2 separate regions of the Homo sapiens genome follow, and region 2 is linked to region 1. A link is an interaction called in ENCODE POLR2A ChIA-PET data of the cell type or tissue named here. Cell type or tissue: OCI-LY7. All regions are shown on one strand.

Region 1 (8,000 bases):
TCTCAAACTCTCTGCATCCCTTTCTACTTAATCTAAGCAGCTTGCTTGACTAGACAGTAAATATCAATGGCTAAAAGACTCAGAATTCTTCCTCCCCCTCTCTGTCCTCTCCCATTTTTCTTCTTCCTTGTCAACTTATGTGATAATAGTACCTTGATTTTTTTTTGTTTTTGTTTTTGTTTTTGTTTTGTTTTGAGATGGAGTTTCTCTCTTGTTGCCCATGCTGGAGTGCAATGGCATGATCTTGGCTCACCACAACCTCCGCCTCCCAGGTTCAAGTGATTCTCTTGCCTCAGCCTCCCGAGTAGCTGGGATTACAGGCATGCGCCACCACGCCCAGCTAATTTTGTATTTTTAGCAGAGACGGGGTTTCTCCATGTTACTCAGGCTGGTCTCGAACTCCCGACCTCAGGTGATCTGCCCGCCTCAGCCTCCCAAAAGTGCTGAGATTACAGGCGTGAGCCACCACACCTGGCCAATACCTTGATTTTTAATCATCCTTTTTATCTTTCCAGTTAGTGTCACACCTTTGAGTTCATCTGGGATAGGAGGGGAGAGGGGGCGGGTTGGAGGGCTGGTCTGAGTGCCCTCAAGATGAAAGCATTTCCAAGGCAGGGTCACCTGCTTAGACAGTTGCCCTGACCCCCTTCCCGTGTGGGAAGACAGGACAGAGCCCACGCAAATCTTCCTTGCAGTGGAGATGACCGAAGTCTGGCTCTTGGGATGCGTAGCTTTGATGAAGGTCACTCAGAAGCTGTTGGCAGGTATGAGCTCAAAACCTTGCTTGCTCTCATCCTACACATCTCCATGAGTTCAATGCTTCTCAGAAAGTTCTAGTCACAGAACCTTCACTTGAAACGAAATTCAAGCAGAATTGCACTGTTTGGAGCAGATAGCAGCTGAGTAGCTGAGAGCCAGGGATGTGGGGGTGCCAGGAATAGCCTTCCCCTCAGTCTCCCCTTGCCCCACCCTCTGTCCCTGCAGTACCCCCACCAAACATCCCAAGAACCACTGCCCCCCAGACCACGCAGCCTCCTTTAGCCAAAGGGTGTTGTAAGCTGAGCCTTCCCTATCCCCTATTCCTCTTTTCCCCAACCAGAGAGGACAGATGCTCCCAAGTAAATGAGCTGAAATTCAAGTCAGAGACATTCCTAGGGGCTGTTTACTTGGTGTTCCATGCCTAACGGGTTCGGATGTGTCCTCTGGCTGAATCATGCCTCTGATGGTCCAGCAGATGCTGCCAAGAAGCAGGGTTGGCGTTGGGCAGCAGGGTCGCCACTGCAGACATGTGGCATCTGATACCTCCCCACCTGCTTGACCCTTCCAGCATCTCTCCCTTCCGCAGACAGATTCCTGGCTCTGTTGTTTGGGGTTTCCTCATGCCTTCTCATCCTTTCTGTACTGTGTCTGCACTGAGTCTGAGATCAGGGAAGCATCTCAAATTACAGAGCAGGGATTTGGGAAAGGAGAGAAGATATGGAAATGTTGATACCCAAGAAAGTCCTGCTTTTAAAAAAAATTATTGGGTAGTACTCAGCAAGCTTCCAGCGGAGCGGATAGTAGACTCCACATCCCTTTGTACTTAATCTAAGAGGCTTGTTTGACTAGGCAATCTAGACATCTCCTGCGAGCAGCAGTAGTGTGCCGGACCTGGAGTCAGAAGCCTGGTTCTGCTTCCAGCTCAGCAGTGAACAGTTCCAGTGACGCTTTAAACTTGGCCTATATTGTTAATAAAATAAAATGTCATTTCCAAGGCCTCTTCTAAGCTCTATCTTTGTGTTTAACAGGCCACTGATAGCTTACTGCCTGGCAGTAAGTCCTCAGCCCCCTTCAGAGCAAAGGGGTCCAGGAGGCTCTTTCAGTGAAGTTGTTCTGGACAGTGTCCTGCACCTTGAATGAAATCAGCCTTGTAACCTGGCTCAGGCCAAAAGCATCCATACACTGGACCAAGGGAAGCTAGTCACTAGTCAGGTGGCCCATAGCCACTCTATCCAAAGGGGACCCTCCTTATTGATGGTGACCAGACCTGAGATTCTCTCATGCCAGGAAGATGACTGAAGTTCTTACAGAGAACATGCTGGAGCAACCCAGGAAGACAGGGTAATCTGAACAAGGACTGCCATTGCTCTACTTCTTCAGGGCACACCCATAGGCCAGTTCCGGGAGCACTGTGACCTAGCACTCAGTTTCTCATGTGGCCTTATGGTCAACACCCATCACCAGAGGAAGGTCAGGCCCATCTTGTCCTGGCAACCTAGTATCACCTGGAGGCGATGATTCCATTCTATTTTGCAAGGAGGTCATGATGTGTAGGAGGTAAGTCCTGGGTCTTAAATCAACTGAGATTGCAAATCGGGTGTTGAGCATTACTCCTTGTTTCTAACCCTACACATAGGATTAACTCCACGTGGGTCAATGGAGCAAAGATTTCTTCAAAATCAGGAGCCTGAGTAGTTTATTACTAATAAGGTGACCTTGAAAAAGATGCTTGACCTCTGTCTTAGTTTCCTCACCGCCTGATAGGGACAATGTTGTTCAATCTACCTACGTCCTAGGGCTGCTGTAGAAAGAAATCAAATGGAATCACGTACATGAACATACTCAGTCATACAATGGACTAAGTAAATAACTGTCCTTAAAACCCAGAGAGTGAGGGGCATGAGACAGGAGAGCATGGAACTAACAGCACTGGCTCTGGAATCAGACTTGATTGAGTTCAGATCATGGCTCTGCCAATTCCTACAAGAGTGACCTTGGACAAATTACTTAGCCTTTCTGGGCCTCAGTTTTCTCATCTGTAAAATAGCAATAATATAGCACTTACTTTATAGGGTTTCTTAATTAAGTTAATGTATGTCAAGAGAAGTGCCTAGCACATAGTAAATGCTCCCAAATGTCCATTATTATAAAGAATGCCACATACCTCTGGCCAGAAGCACATTCTGTGGGCTCCCACAGCCCTCCTGTGCCCATAGAAGGGAAGCACTTGCTCTGGACCTTGGCATTCTTGAAGGGATGCGTGGTGGGTCTTCCTCCAGCAGAGATGGTTCCTGGCCTCCTATTCTGGCACAGTTGACTGTGAGACCACGTGCAACTTCCACCTTCCCAAGAGCTTCAGTTTCCTGCCCTAGAAAAGAAAGGCATTCGTAATGACCTGTCCCACAAATGGTCACTTGGATTGCCTCATTTGTGGTGTCCTGGACAAAACCCCTACTCCACGATTTCCTGGATGTACACCCTACTGCAGAGGGGCGCATGAGCCCACGCATGCCACCAAATCAGCAAGAGAAGTCGAGTAAACAACCCTGGGCCTAAAGAGCTCCCTCGGGAAGGCATGGAGAATTATTTTTGCTTTAAATATCTCTAAAGAAGGTTTAGAAAAGGGACTCTCCAGCTTTTCCTTTGCCTTTACGTTTTCTGGTTAGGAACATTGAAATTTCCTATCTTGAGTCCAGGATGAAGTGGACATTTTTAAAGGGGGTTTTATTTCCAGAACACAGTCTGTTCTTCTCAGCAAAGCCCTTAATTGGAAACAGTTGTCACTGACCCCATTGGCATGCCCCAGGGTGGGGAGGGCATGCACCCAGCCTGCAGTGATTTTGCTCTGCCATTTCCAAGGAGGCAGCCTGAAGAACTGAGCCCCATATGCTGGGGGCCTCGCTGGGCTGACCAGTCTGCTTGGTAAAGGGCCGGGGCAGAGGGTGGTTTCAGCTGTGCACACTTGGTTTCTGCAGTGGTTCTAATTCAGGCTGTCCAGAGACGATCATCTGGATGACCCCTAGAAAGTTCCCCTCTGGAGCAGGAGAACAGGAGAGGAAGAGGGTGGCCATTGCACTTAGAGTGACTCTTCTGTGTTGGGTTAGCTGCTGGCTGGATTTCTGCACTTGGCTGCAGCCTCTTGTAGCTGATACATTCATACCCAGCCAGAATGACAGCCTTGGCTGCAGGTTTGGATTTCCTAACACCCAGATGTGAGCTGTGAGTGGCACACAGCAGTGACCAGTTCCTAATATTTGCTCAGATGACACAAAAGTCTTTGTCCTTGAAGCAGATCCCAAGCTAAACCTTGGACTCTGTCACCCCGGCTTCCACAGATGCTTGCTTCATAAGTCCTAAGGTAAGAAATAGCACAGCTCCATCCTCCAGCCTTACCACGAACGGATGCCAATGTGCAATCTCAGGAAGCTTCTGTGTTAGGAAGATGCTGCCGGAGCACTTGCAGTGAGTGACCCGGATCATGCAGGCCCTGTCAGATGACTTATGTCACTTTCCTCAAGGAGAAAATTACACTCTTTATACTTGGCTGAGGGGAGGAGGCATTGAGGTTTTCTTTGTGGAGGTAAAAAAAAAAAAAAAAAAAAAAGTTTTGCAGATTTTGCCTTTTTTAACCTCAAAAATATTTTTAAATGTAAGATGTTTTCTGAGGTAGAGTCTACGTGAGGTGTGACACTGTAATTGTGAATCCCACCATCCAGCTAAGCTAAGGCCTATGGAGCATAATTCACTCTTTCCTTCAGCAAATATTTGAACAGTGTAAAACTAAAACAGCCCATTCATTAAGCAATGTGCAAGGTTCTCCCGCTGAAATATCCTGGAGTCATAAGATTTGATCGCTGGGCTGCAGCAGTCAGTCTGATTAAGACCTTCAGAGACCATGAAGACAGGACCCATTAAGGAACCTCACCCCAAATTAAAGACAACACCAAATTGCATTTTTTTTAAGCATAAAGGAAGGAAATCAAGGATCTGATTTTTCCTAAAATGAATGTTTCAGTAACAAATAATCTCCACCTCTCCCATCTTCCACCCCCACTTATTCCCATCCCTCCACCCTCTCTCCACCACAATGCTCATCCACCAGAGGAAAGTGGGGGTGGGGCAGGGGTTGCACTTGAGTGACAGATGTGAGGTTATGGCTAGAAAGTGAGAGCTTAACCCCAGGGGAGAGAGTGACTTCCTCTCACAGCAAAGTGGTCTAAAGTAGGCCAAGGCAGCTGGTTGGGCGAGGAATGAGAATTCTCAAGAGGAGATGAAATTGATGCTGTAATCTCAGAGTGGGGAAGACGTAGCGGACTTTAACTCAGGAAGTTTCCATGAAAGAATTGAGAGCCTATGAGAGAGAAATACTGGAGTGAAATCAAAAGAGTTGACATGAAGGCCATGCAGAAAATTATCTTGATTCTTCCAGGAAACTAAGGACAAAAGCAATAATTCAGTTTCCGCAGAGAAATGTGTGTTCTTGGGGAAGAGTGGAGGAAATCACTCAAGGAGAAATATTGGCTTTTAAAGTCACTAGACTTAAAGACAGGGTTGGGGTCATGGAAGGGAACAGAAAACTAGAAAGGCTTGGAAATAACTTGGTGATATTTTTGGTTGATACAAGCTGAACTTTCTTTTTCTTTTTTTTTTTTTTGAGATCGAGTTTCATTCTGTTGCCCGGGCTGGAGTGCAGTGGCGTGACTTTGGCTCACTGCAACCTCCATCTCCCGGGTTCAATCAGTTCTCCTGTCTCAGCCTCCTAAGTAGCTGGGACTACAGGCACACACCACCATGCCTGGCTAATTTTTTTTTTTTTTTTTTTTTTTTGTATTTTTAGTAGAGACAGGGTTTCACCATATTGGTCAGGCTGGTCTCGAACTCCTGGCCTCAGGTGATCCACCCGCCTCAGCCTCCCAAAGTGCTGGGATTACAGGCGTGAGCCACCCCCGCCCCAGCCTATACAAGCTGAACTTTCTAAACTCTAAATCCCATAGTCTTTGGTGGACTGCATCCTAGATTCACCTTTCCTTAGCTGTGTACCAAGAGTTTGGATGCAGTAGGCACTGTGGGGAAGGGGCACTGTAGGAGCCACAAAGCGGAAAGGGTGTGAATCCCAGGGTACCCTTTGGAAAAGCCGTTGGGAGAGGGTGACCTACCCTACCACACAAGGGACAATGTAAAGTATCTGCAGGCTTCTGCTTGTGACTGCCCTGAGGCCCGGTTTTCACATAGCAGCTTTTCTGTCTATTTGTTTTACGTATTTCTCTCTAAATAAGTTTCTTTAGCTGTTTAAAAAAAAAAAAAAAAAAAAAAAAAGACAGTTCTCAAAGCAAGGTTCCCTGGACCAACAACATCAGCATCACTGGGGATCTCAGAACCTGACCCAGTGGTCTGCCCGGCCCAGACCTACAGAAGCAGAATCTGTAGGGGTAGGGCCAGCAATCTGTATTTTAATAAGCCCTTCTTGCGATCTCGTTTGAGAACCACTTGTTTAGCAAAACGGCAGGCCCATTGAGCTATCAGAGTCTTAAATATTTCACCCTTGTGCTATTTATGGGTCTATTTTTGGCTTTTGTATTTAAACTGCCTTTGCAGAAATGCACAAGGTTTCTGTGCCATAGAACTCAATGTTTCCGGGGTTATTATGCATATTACTGAATCCACAATTTTAACCTTGGGGGTGAGGAGGAGGTACAGCAGGGCCAGCATGTAATTTGATCAACTCAGTCTTCCTTCTTTTTCTAGGTTGAGGGGAGTGCAAAACAGTACACAGAGATGTGGGGAGGGGGGCTCCGGCTGCATTTGACTTCCCCTGAGCTGTGTGTCTGAGGCAACTGAGAAGTACCCTTAAGACCTACACCAGCTGGCTCTTGCCTTTGGAAACAAGTGCTCAGAGGCCGGCATGTGATCCGCCAGCAGCAGCTAGGTTGCTCACATGCTTTCCATCTCCTTTTCCTTTCCAAATTCAATTATCTTGCATTTCTCAACCCTGAGTCTCCTCCCTAACCCCAGGAAAAATGGGATTTTAGAGCCCTGGAGACTCAGTTATGCAGTTATCCCTTAGCCTCCTCGCTCCTCCCAGCCAAACATTCCAACTAGCACTCTCCCTAACTGGATTCCAGACCTGCCAAGACATTCCAGGACAGAGGCGATTCCTTCCTGCTGGCTGCCTGGCTCAGGTTGTCGAGCCAGATATGTGAGGCCAAGCACAGGTATCTGTTAGAGAGGCCAAGAGATGCGTGATCCCTGCAACCTCTGGTGCAGAGGAGCAGGCAACCGGGGCTTGTGCAAAGCTTGGAGACAGCGAGGAGCAGGAGAAGACTGCGTGTTATGTAAGGGAAGCATGTGGGTTGCGTGCTGCTATTCACCTGTTGCTAATTAGTACACTGCCTGTCAGGACTCAGGCGAGGAAAACATCTTCCTCCGACGCACGCTCACCTCGCTGTCAGAGTGAAGACATAATGATCCAGTCTAGAAGGGTTCTGTCCAACAGAAAAATTTATTGAACCACGTGGTATGTTAGGTGCTGAAGATACGAGATGAATAAACCAGGGTCCCTGCTCACAAGGAATTTGTGATCAAGAAGAGAGACGAAAACAAGTAAACAGTTGTGTACAATCCATGTGATAGAGAAAGCAAAACTACCTTTGGTGTACAAAAATCCTACACTGCTTTGAAAGTTGAGTCAGGCCAACTCAGAGGTCCCTTCTAGAAGTGCGTTCTAGGCAGGGAGAACAGTAAGTGCAAAAGTTGGGGAGTGGGCCTGGGGTTCTCAAATCCTGAAATGGCAAAATTAAGCTAAGGTTGCTATGCCAGGTACAGAGTCAGGAAGGCTGCTTCCTCTGGACGGGGCCAGCAACAAGACTCAAAATGTGAGTAGGAGAACCCAAGGAAAAAGTAGGTAGGAACAGGTCAAGACATGGACAGAGAAGGGTGGGGAGAAGTGGCGTGCAGGGAGATTGCTGGGATCATGAGCTAGCACTGAGGCTTGTCTTTGTGAGCCTCTGCAGAGGACGCTTGGGAGCAGGAGCCTAGCATAGAAGGCAGGGTCAGGTGCTGGGCACAGTGGCTCATGACTGTAATCCCAGCACTTTGGGAGGCTGAGGTGGGTGGATCACAAGGTCAGGAGTTCGAGACCAGCCTGGCCAATATGGTGAAACCCCGTCTCTACTGAAACTACAGAAATTAGCCAGGAGTGGTGGCATGCACCTGTAATCCCAGCTACTTGGGAGGCTGAGGCA
Region 2 (8,000 bases), 610 kb after region 1:
TATCATCTCACACCTGTTAGAATGACTCTTTTGGTAAGAGATAACAAGTGTTGGTGAGGGTGTGGAGAAAAGGAAACCCTTGTAGACTGTGGATGGGAATATAAATTGGCACAGCCATTATGGAAAACAGTAATGGAGGTTCCTCAAAAACTTAAAAATAGAACTACCATATGACCTAGCTGGGTATGTACTCAAAGGAAATGAAATCAGCACCTGGTAGAGATATCTGTGCTACTGTGTTCATTGCAGTATTAGTCACAATAGCCAAGTTATGGAAACAATGTGTCAACTGACAGATGAATGAAAAAAGAAATTGTGATACACACAGATACACACAATGGAATATCATTCAGCCTTAAAAAATGAGATACTGCCATTTGCAACTACACGGATAATAAACCCAGAGGACATTACACTCAGTAAAATAAGCCAGACACTGAAAGAAAATACTGATGACATCGCTTATATATGGAAATCTGCAAAAAGTCTAACATATAGAAACAAAAGAGCAGGCCAGGCGTGGTGACTCATACCTGTGATCCAAGCAGTTTGGGAAGCCAAGGCAGGAGGATTCCTTGAGACTAAGAGTTCAAGACCAGCCTAGGCAACACAGTGAGACCCTGTCTCTACAAAAAATTTAAAGAAAAATAGCTGGGTGTGGTGGTACACACCTTTAGTCCTAGCTACTTGAGAGGCTGAGGAGGGAGGATCACTTAAGCCCAGGAGGGGGAGGTTGCAGTGAGCCGAGACTGCACCACTGCACTCCAGCTTGGGCAACAGAGTGAGACCTTGTCTCAAAAAAATAATAAAATACAGCAAGGAGACATGGAGAAAAACAAAAACAAAAATGTGTTTAACTGTCTTTTAGTCTATTTGCATTGCTATAAAGAAATACCTGAGGCTGGGTAATTTATAAAGTAAAGAGTTTTACTTGGCTAACAGTTCTGCAGGCTGTACAAGAAGCGTGCCGCTAGCATCTGCTTCTGGTAAGGACCTCAGGAGGTTTCCAATCATGGCAGAGCCAAAGGGGGAGCAAATGTGTCACATGGCAAGAGAGAGGGGAAGTGTGTCACACTCTTCTGAACAACCAATTCTCACATGAACGAATAGAGCAGGAATTCACACATTACCTCTGGGACAAGGATGGTACCAACCCATTCATGAGGGACCTGCCCCATGACCCCGAACACTTCCCACCAGGCCCCCACTGTCTAACACTGAGACGTGAGATTGGAGGTGGACAAATTTCAACATGAAATTTGGAGGGGTCAAATATCCAAACTATATCAAACTGCAAAAGTAGTTTCATTATTATGCCTAGATCAACTGTTGAACAACTAGATGATACAGAAATAAACTTTATGCATAGCATTATATGTATCCTGACAGCATTATAGGCACCCATCCTAACTATACCTGGTTTGAATTATATTTATTTAGAAACTATAAAAATTTTGTTCCAAATGTTGAAATTTCTGACAAAGCAACATTTATATTAGGAGTATAAGGAAATGTTTAAAATATACTTAAAAAAAAACAGAAAACAAACTAGCAATGTCTCCTCCATAAAATGCTTGACAAACTTCAGAATAATTTTTTGCTTTTAATTACCAGCAGTATATAGGGAAAAAGGGTTTTCAAAGTTGAGGACTTCCCAAATGTACTCCAGGTAACACCAGGTGAAGGTGAGGGAACAGCTTAATGCTACTCACTGCTTGAGCAAAAGAAAAAATCATTTTTTATGACCTGCCTATGTATTGAGTTTCATTTTGATTCTTTTTTTAATTAAAAAGTACTACTTTAGGCCAGGCTCAGTGGCTCATGCCTGTAATCCCAGCACTTTGGGAGGCTGAGGTGGGCGGATCACTAGGTCAGGAGTTCGAGACCAGCCTGACCAACATGGAGAAACCCCATCTCTACTAAAAATGCAAAAATTAGCCAGGCGTGGTGGCAGGCCCCATAATCCCAGCTACTCGGGAGGCTGAGGCAGGAGAATCACTTGAACCTGGGAGGCAGAGGTTGCAGTGAGCTGAGATCATGCCATTGCATTCCAGCCCGGGTGACAGTGCGAGACTCTGTCTCAAAAAAAAAAAAAAAAAAAAAAAAAAGTGCCACTTTGTCCCGGTGTGGTAGCTCATACCTGTAAACCCAGCACTTTGGGAGGCTAAGGCAGGAGGATAGCTTGAGCCTACGAGTTCAAGACCAGTGTGGGCAACATAATGAGAGTTCATCTTTACCAAAGGGGAAAAAAAATTAGGTGGGTGTGGTGGTACACACTTGTAGTCCTAGCTACTCAGCTAGACTAGGTTGAGGTAGGAGGATCACTAAAACCCAGGAGGCCAAGGCTGTAGAGAGCCGTGATCATACTACTGCACTCCAGCCTGGGCAACAGAGCAAGACTCCATCTCAAAAAAAAAAAAAAAAAAAAAAAAAGAAGAATTCCGCTTCGTTTTAAAAGGGTTATAGGTGAGGGGAAACAACAAGGATTTTGAAGTCCAGAAGATCAGGTTATATAGATTCTGGAAAAGAAAGACTGGTGCGGCCGGGCATGGTAGCTCACGCCCATAATCCCAGCACTTTGGGAGGCTGAGGCTGGTGGATCACTTGAGCAGAGGAGTTCAAGACCATCCTGGCCAACAAGGCAAAACCCTGTCTTACCAAAAATACAAAAATTAGCCAGTGTGATGTGTGGTGTGGTGGCATGCACCTGTAGTCCCAACTACTCAGGAGGCTGAGATGGGAAGATTGCTGGAGCCCAGGAAGTTGAGGCTACAGTTAGCTGTGATCACGCCACTGCACTCCAGTCTGGGTGACAGGGCGAGACCCTGTCTCAAAAAAATAAATAACTTAAAAAAAAAATTTAAGTAGTTGTGTTTCTATGCATATGCAATGAATAATCTGAAAAAGAAATTAGGAATGCAATTCCATTTAACATTGAAAAGAACAATAACATCTAAAAGAGTACCTAGAAAGAGATTTAACCAAGGAGGTGAGTTTTACCCTGAAAACTACAATACGCTGCTGCAGAAAATTTAAAATAACCAAAATAAATTAAAAGCCATTCTGAGTTATTGAGTAGGAAGACTTAATATTGTTGACATCAATACTACCTAGAGCAATGTACAGATTCGATGCAATCTCTATCAAAATTCCAAAATCTTTTCTTGCAGAAACGGAAATGCTGACCCTCAAATTCACAGAGCTGCAAGGGACACTGAAAAGCCAAAACAATCAAGAAAAAAAAAAGTTGGAACACTCACACTTTCTGACTTCAGAACTTACTACAATGCTACAGTAATCAAAATAATATGGTACTGAAAAAGCATAGACATATAGACCAACAGCATAAAACTGAGCATACCAAAATAAACTGATACATCTATGACCAACTGATTTGTGCCAAGTCCATTCAATGGAGAAATAAGACCCTGCTCAACAAATGGTGCTGGGACAACTGGATTTCCACAAGCAAAAGAATGACGTTGGACTCCTAACTCATACCAAACACAAAAATTAACTGAAAATATATCAATGACCTAAATATAAGAGCTAAAACCATAAATCTCTTAGAAGAAAACATAGGGGCAAATCCTCATGACCTTGGATTTGGCAATGAATTCTTAAGATCTGACACAAAAAGCACAAGACAATGAAAGAAAAAACAGATAAATCTGACTTCGTCAAAATTAAAAACTTTCGTTCATCAGAGGACATTATCAAGAAACTAAAAAGATAAACTTTTGATTGGGTTTAAATGAGAGAAAATATTTGCAAATCATATATTGGATAAAGGTCTAATATCAAGAATATATAATAAGGATCTCCTAAAACTCAACATCAAAAACACAAACAACCAAATTAAAAAATGGGCAATGGTCCAGGCGCAGTGGCTCACGCCTGTAATCCCAGCACTTTGGAAAGCCGAGGCGGGGGTGGATCACCTGAGGTCAGGAGTTCTAGACCAGCCTGGCCAACATGGTGAAACCCCGTCTCTATTAAAAACCTAAAAATTAGCCAGGCATGGTGGTAGGTGCCTGTAATCCCAGCTACTCATGGGGCCGAGGCAGGAGAATTGCTTGAACCCAGGAGGCAGAGGTTGCAGTGAGCCTAGATCACACCATCACACTCCAGCCTGGGGGACAACAGCAAGACTTCATCTCAAATAAATAAATAAATAACTAATTTAAAAAGGGGCAATGAATTTGAATAGACATTTCTATAAAGACATACAAATGGCCAATAAGCACATGAAAAGATGCTTAATATCATTACTGGTTAGAGAAATACAAACCAAAAGGACACCAACTAAGATGGGATAAGAAAAGAAAGAAAATAGCAAGTGTGGGCAAGGAGGTAGAGAAATTGACATGTGTACATTGCTGGTAGGAATGTAAAATATTGCAGGTTCTGTGAAAAACAATATGGCAGTTCCTGAAGAAGCTAACCACAGCGAATTACAAAAACAACCCAGCAATTCCATTCCAAGGAACATACCCAGATGAATTGCAAATAGGGACTTAAACCAATAATTGTATGCCAATGTTCACTGCAGTATCCAGTTTAGCCAAAAGGTGCAAAATGTCCACCTGAATAGAGTATTACTGAGCATTAAAAAGGAATGAAATTCTGGTACATACTGCAACACAGATGAACCTTGAAAATATTATACTAAATGAAAGTAGTCAGACACAAAAATACAAATATTTTATTATTCCACTTACATTAAATATCTAGAAGAGGTAAATTGGTAGAGACAGAAAGTAGATTAGAAGTTACTAGGGATTGGGAAAGAATAGATGGTAGTAATCGTTGCACAACATTGTGAATGTAATTAATGGCCTTCAATTGTACATTTCAAGTGGTTAAAATGGCAAATTTAATGTTGTATAAATATATTTCACCACAATAAAAAAAATCAAAGAAAAAGTTATTAAATGTTCTATAGAAATCAGCCCTAGCAAAGCTCTTAAACAAAACATCTATGAATTAATTATCAGTAAGTGCATTCCATTACAAATTACTGAGCCGTACACAGAAAATAATTGTTTCAGGCATTAAAAAAGAACAACTGAAATTTAAGTTAGCTTACTACAAAAAGTTTGTATCAATTAAAAACAACTTAAATTCTGTCAAGACTTGTTTTTCATTTTTTTTTAAATCCTGAACTATTTTTTTTTTTTTTAAATAGAGATGGGGTCTCACCATGTTGCCCAGGCTGTCTCAAACTCCTGGCCTCAAGCTGGTACAGCATCCTAAAGTGCTGGGATTACAGCTGTGAGGCACCAAGGCTGGCTGCCAAACTACTTTCTACATACTAGGATTGATCATATTTACAGTTGGGCTGCTTAACTCATATGGACAGATTACAGATTTTTTTTGAACACCACATATAAGTTTCATAAAAGCAACAATTATGTTTTATTTTTAAATTTTATATCCATGCTTGCCATACAAATAGTGCTCAACTAATTTGGTAAATAAAATCAAACCAGTGGCCAGGCCTGCTGGCTCACAACTGTAATCCTAGCACTTTGGGAGGCCGAGGTGGGTAGATGACCTGAAATCAGGAGTTCAAGACCTGCCTGGCCAACATGCGAAACCCTGTCTCTACTAAAAATACAAAAAAAAATAGCTGGGTGTAGTGGCAGGCACCTGTAATCCCAGCTACTGGGGAGGCTGAGGTAGGAGAGTCACTAGAACTCTGGGTGCAGAGGTTGCAGTGAGCCGAGATCGCACCATTGCACTTCAGCCTGGGCGACAGGGTGAGACTCTGTCTCAAAAAGAAAAAGAAAAATCAAAACAGTAAAAATCAGTCCAGGCGTGATAGCTCACACCTGTAATCCTAGCAATTTGGGAGGCCCAGGCGGGTGAATCTCCTGAGCTCAAGAGTTTGAGACCAGCCTGGGCAACATGGTAAAACCCTGTCTCTAACAAAAAATACAAAAAAATTAGCCGCGCATGGTGGTACGTGCCTGTGGTCCCAGCTACTTCGGAGGCTGATGTGGGAGGTTCACTTGAGCCTAGAAGGTGGAGGCTGCAGTGAGCTGAGACTGTGCTACTGTACACACACACACACACACACACACACACAAATCAGCATGAAGCATTAAAGTAGCATTAAAGGTTCCTCAAGTAATCTTCCTGTTACAGTTTTAAAAAAAAAACTTTCTTAAATAACATCTGAGTGGCCGGGCGCGGTGGCTCACGCCTGTAATCCCAGCACTTTGGGAGGCCGAGGCGGGCGGATCACGAGGTCAGGAGATCGAGACCATCCCGGCTAAAACGGTGAAACCCCGTCTCTACTAAAAATACAAAAAAATTAGCCGGGCGTAGTGGCGGGCGCCTGTCGTCCCAGCTACTTGGGAGGCTGAGGCAGGAGAATGGCGTGAACCCGGGAGGCGGAGCTTGCAGTGAGCCGAGATCCCGCCACTGCACTCCAGCCTGGGCGACAGAGCGAGACTCCGTCTCAAAAAAAAAAACAAAAAAAAAAACAAAACATCTGAGTAATTCAGGGTCCATAAAACCAAATCTTTAAATTACTTATTTTCCCATGTATATCTCCACTCCCAACTCCAACAGGAAGTTACCAGAATTTGACATTCTGAGGAATTTCATTCACTGGTTTGCGCCTTTCTGCCTGTGAGGTAGCCCAGACTAGCAAGGAAAACCAACAAGGAGTCATCTTCGTGGCCACATGGTTGGACTATTCACGAACTTACTGCTGGTTTGCCTCAAGTACTCCTGGTTCACCAGTTCATAGAGTAAAAATTTGGGGTGTTACTTGAATTGTTTTCTTTTGTCTTACTGTTCTGTTTGTGGTTTTGCATATTAAGTATTTAATTACATAAACATTGAATATGAATGCAAAGTTTATATGATTAGCTACTGAAGTAAATTGTGTACCATTAATTTCAATGAAAATTAATTTCTGACTTTTAAGAATTCACCTTAAGGCATCCTTTTTTTTTTCTTTTAAATACAGGGGTTTTTTGGGAACAAATTACCCACCTGAAATGGGGAAAAACTGTACTTTATCCCGAATTAGGCAATTCATAGCCAGAGATGACCCTAATTGATCATGAGAACGAGCCTCTCAGATCTCTGACTACAGGAAGGATAATAGACTGAGTGCTGCAGCAGCTGCACTCAAATCCATCACTGTGTTTGTGTCGAGGCCAGTTTCTCACTAGCTCCTCCCAGTCACTGACTGAGCATGGCAGGCCTGTTCCCGGGAGACACATCATTTTTCCAACAGGCACCTTTCACTCAAAGACTTTCTGAGGCCTTGCAAACTTTCCTTAGTATTGCACTACAGTCTAAGACACTTTCACTCAAAGTTCCTTCCTTCCTTACCTCTCTTTTAACTTGGAGTCAGACTTTCATCAGTCTGACAACTCTCCCTGTCTCCTTCCTTTTCCCCCCTCACAAGCATTTCACCTAACAAATTTCTTATGTGCTTAATCCCATCTTGGCATCTGCTTCTAAGAGGTCCTGGACTAATACAATGACAAAGGCTCCCCTTGAAGCATCACACTAAAAAGAAAAAAAAAAAAAAAAAACCTAGCCATTTTACATTAACTATTTCTAAAATATAGTATTTGCTTCCCTATTTGCTAAAACAAAATATACTAAACATGACTATTCCAAAATTCTGTAGGTACTAAGAATATGAAGAGATTCACTCTACTCAGGGGATGGAGTTGTAGTAGAAAGGCTTTGTGGAGGAGGTGGTGTTTGAAATGTACTTTAGAGCCATCCTCAAAGCCTTGAGGCTATACCTGCCTGTGATTATCAAGGACAGTCCATCAAACAGGCCTTCCACGCTTGGATATCTGCCAAAGAGTAAATCCCTCCTATCACAATTCTCTCACAGCCCTCTAATCTCTAGAATACTGATGGTGCCTTAGTCTCCCTCCAAACGTGATCCTCTCCCAATATTCCCCCTTTCATCACCATCCCCACTTAGACACCTCAGTCAGAAACCTGGGAATCCTCTCACT

Evidence for each region. Peaks named below come from ENCODE experiments on the same cell type or tissue, not always from the same donor. Only the 100,000 strongest peaks of a DNase experiment are listed, where the experiment ranks them.
Region 2: POLR2A ChIA-PET joins it to region 1 with 19 read pairs; 2 of 35 experiments call an interaction of 5 or more read pairs at or near these places.

What each region holds. Positions count from the first base shown.
Region 1 is chr2:38,493,352-38,501,351 of GRCh38, forward strand. LINC02613 (long intergenic non-protein coding RNA 2613) reads right to left here. Exons shown (of 5, transcript NR_110259.1): 2 at 2,924-3,127. Among named protein-coding and RNA genes, the nearest start is that of LINC02613, 18 kb to the right of the region's middle. In OCI-LY7, no CTCF peak of the experiment used is centred here; a DNase peak (open chromatin) is centred at 4,970; H3K4me3 peaks cover 444 bases.
Region 2 is chr2:39,100,123-39,108,122 of GRCh38, forward strand. The region is part of intron 1 of SOS1 (SOS Ras/Rac guanine nucleotide exchange factor 1); the gene reads right to left. Among named protein-coding and RNA genes, the nearest start is that of SOS1, 17 kb to the right of the region's middle. In OCI-LY7, no CTCF peak of the experiment used is centred here; a DNase peak (open chromatin) is centred at 89; H3K4me3 peaks cover 271 bases; H3K27ac peaks cover 771 bases.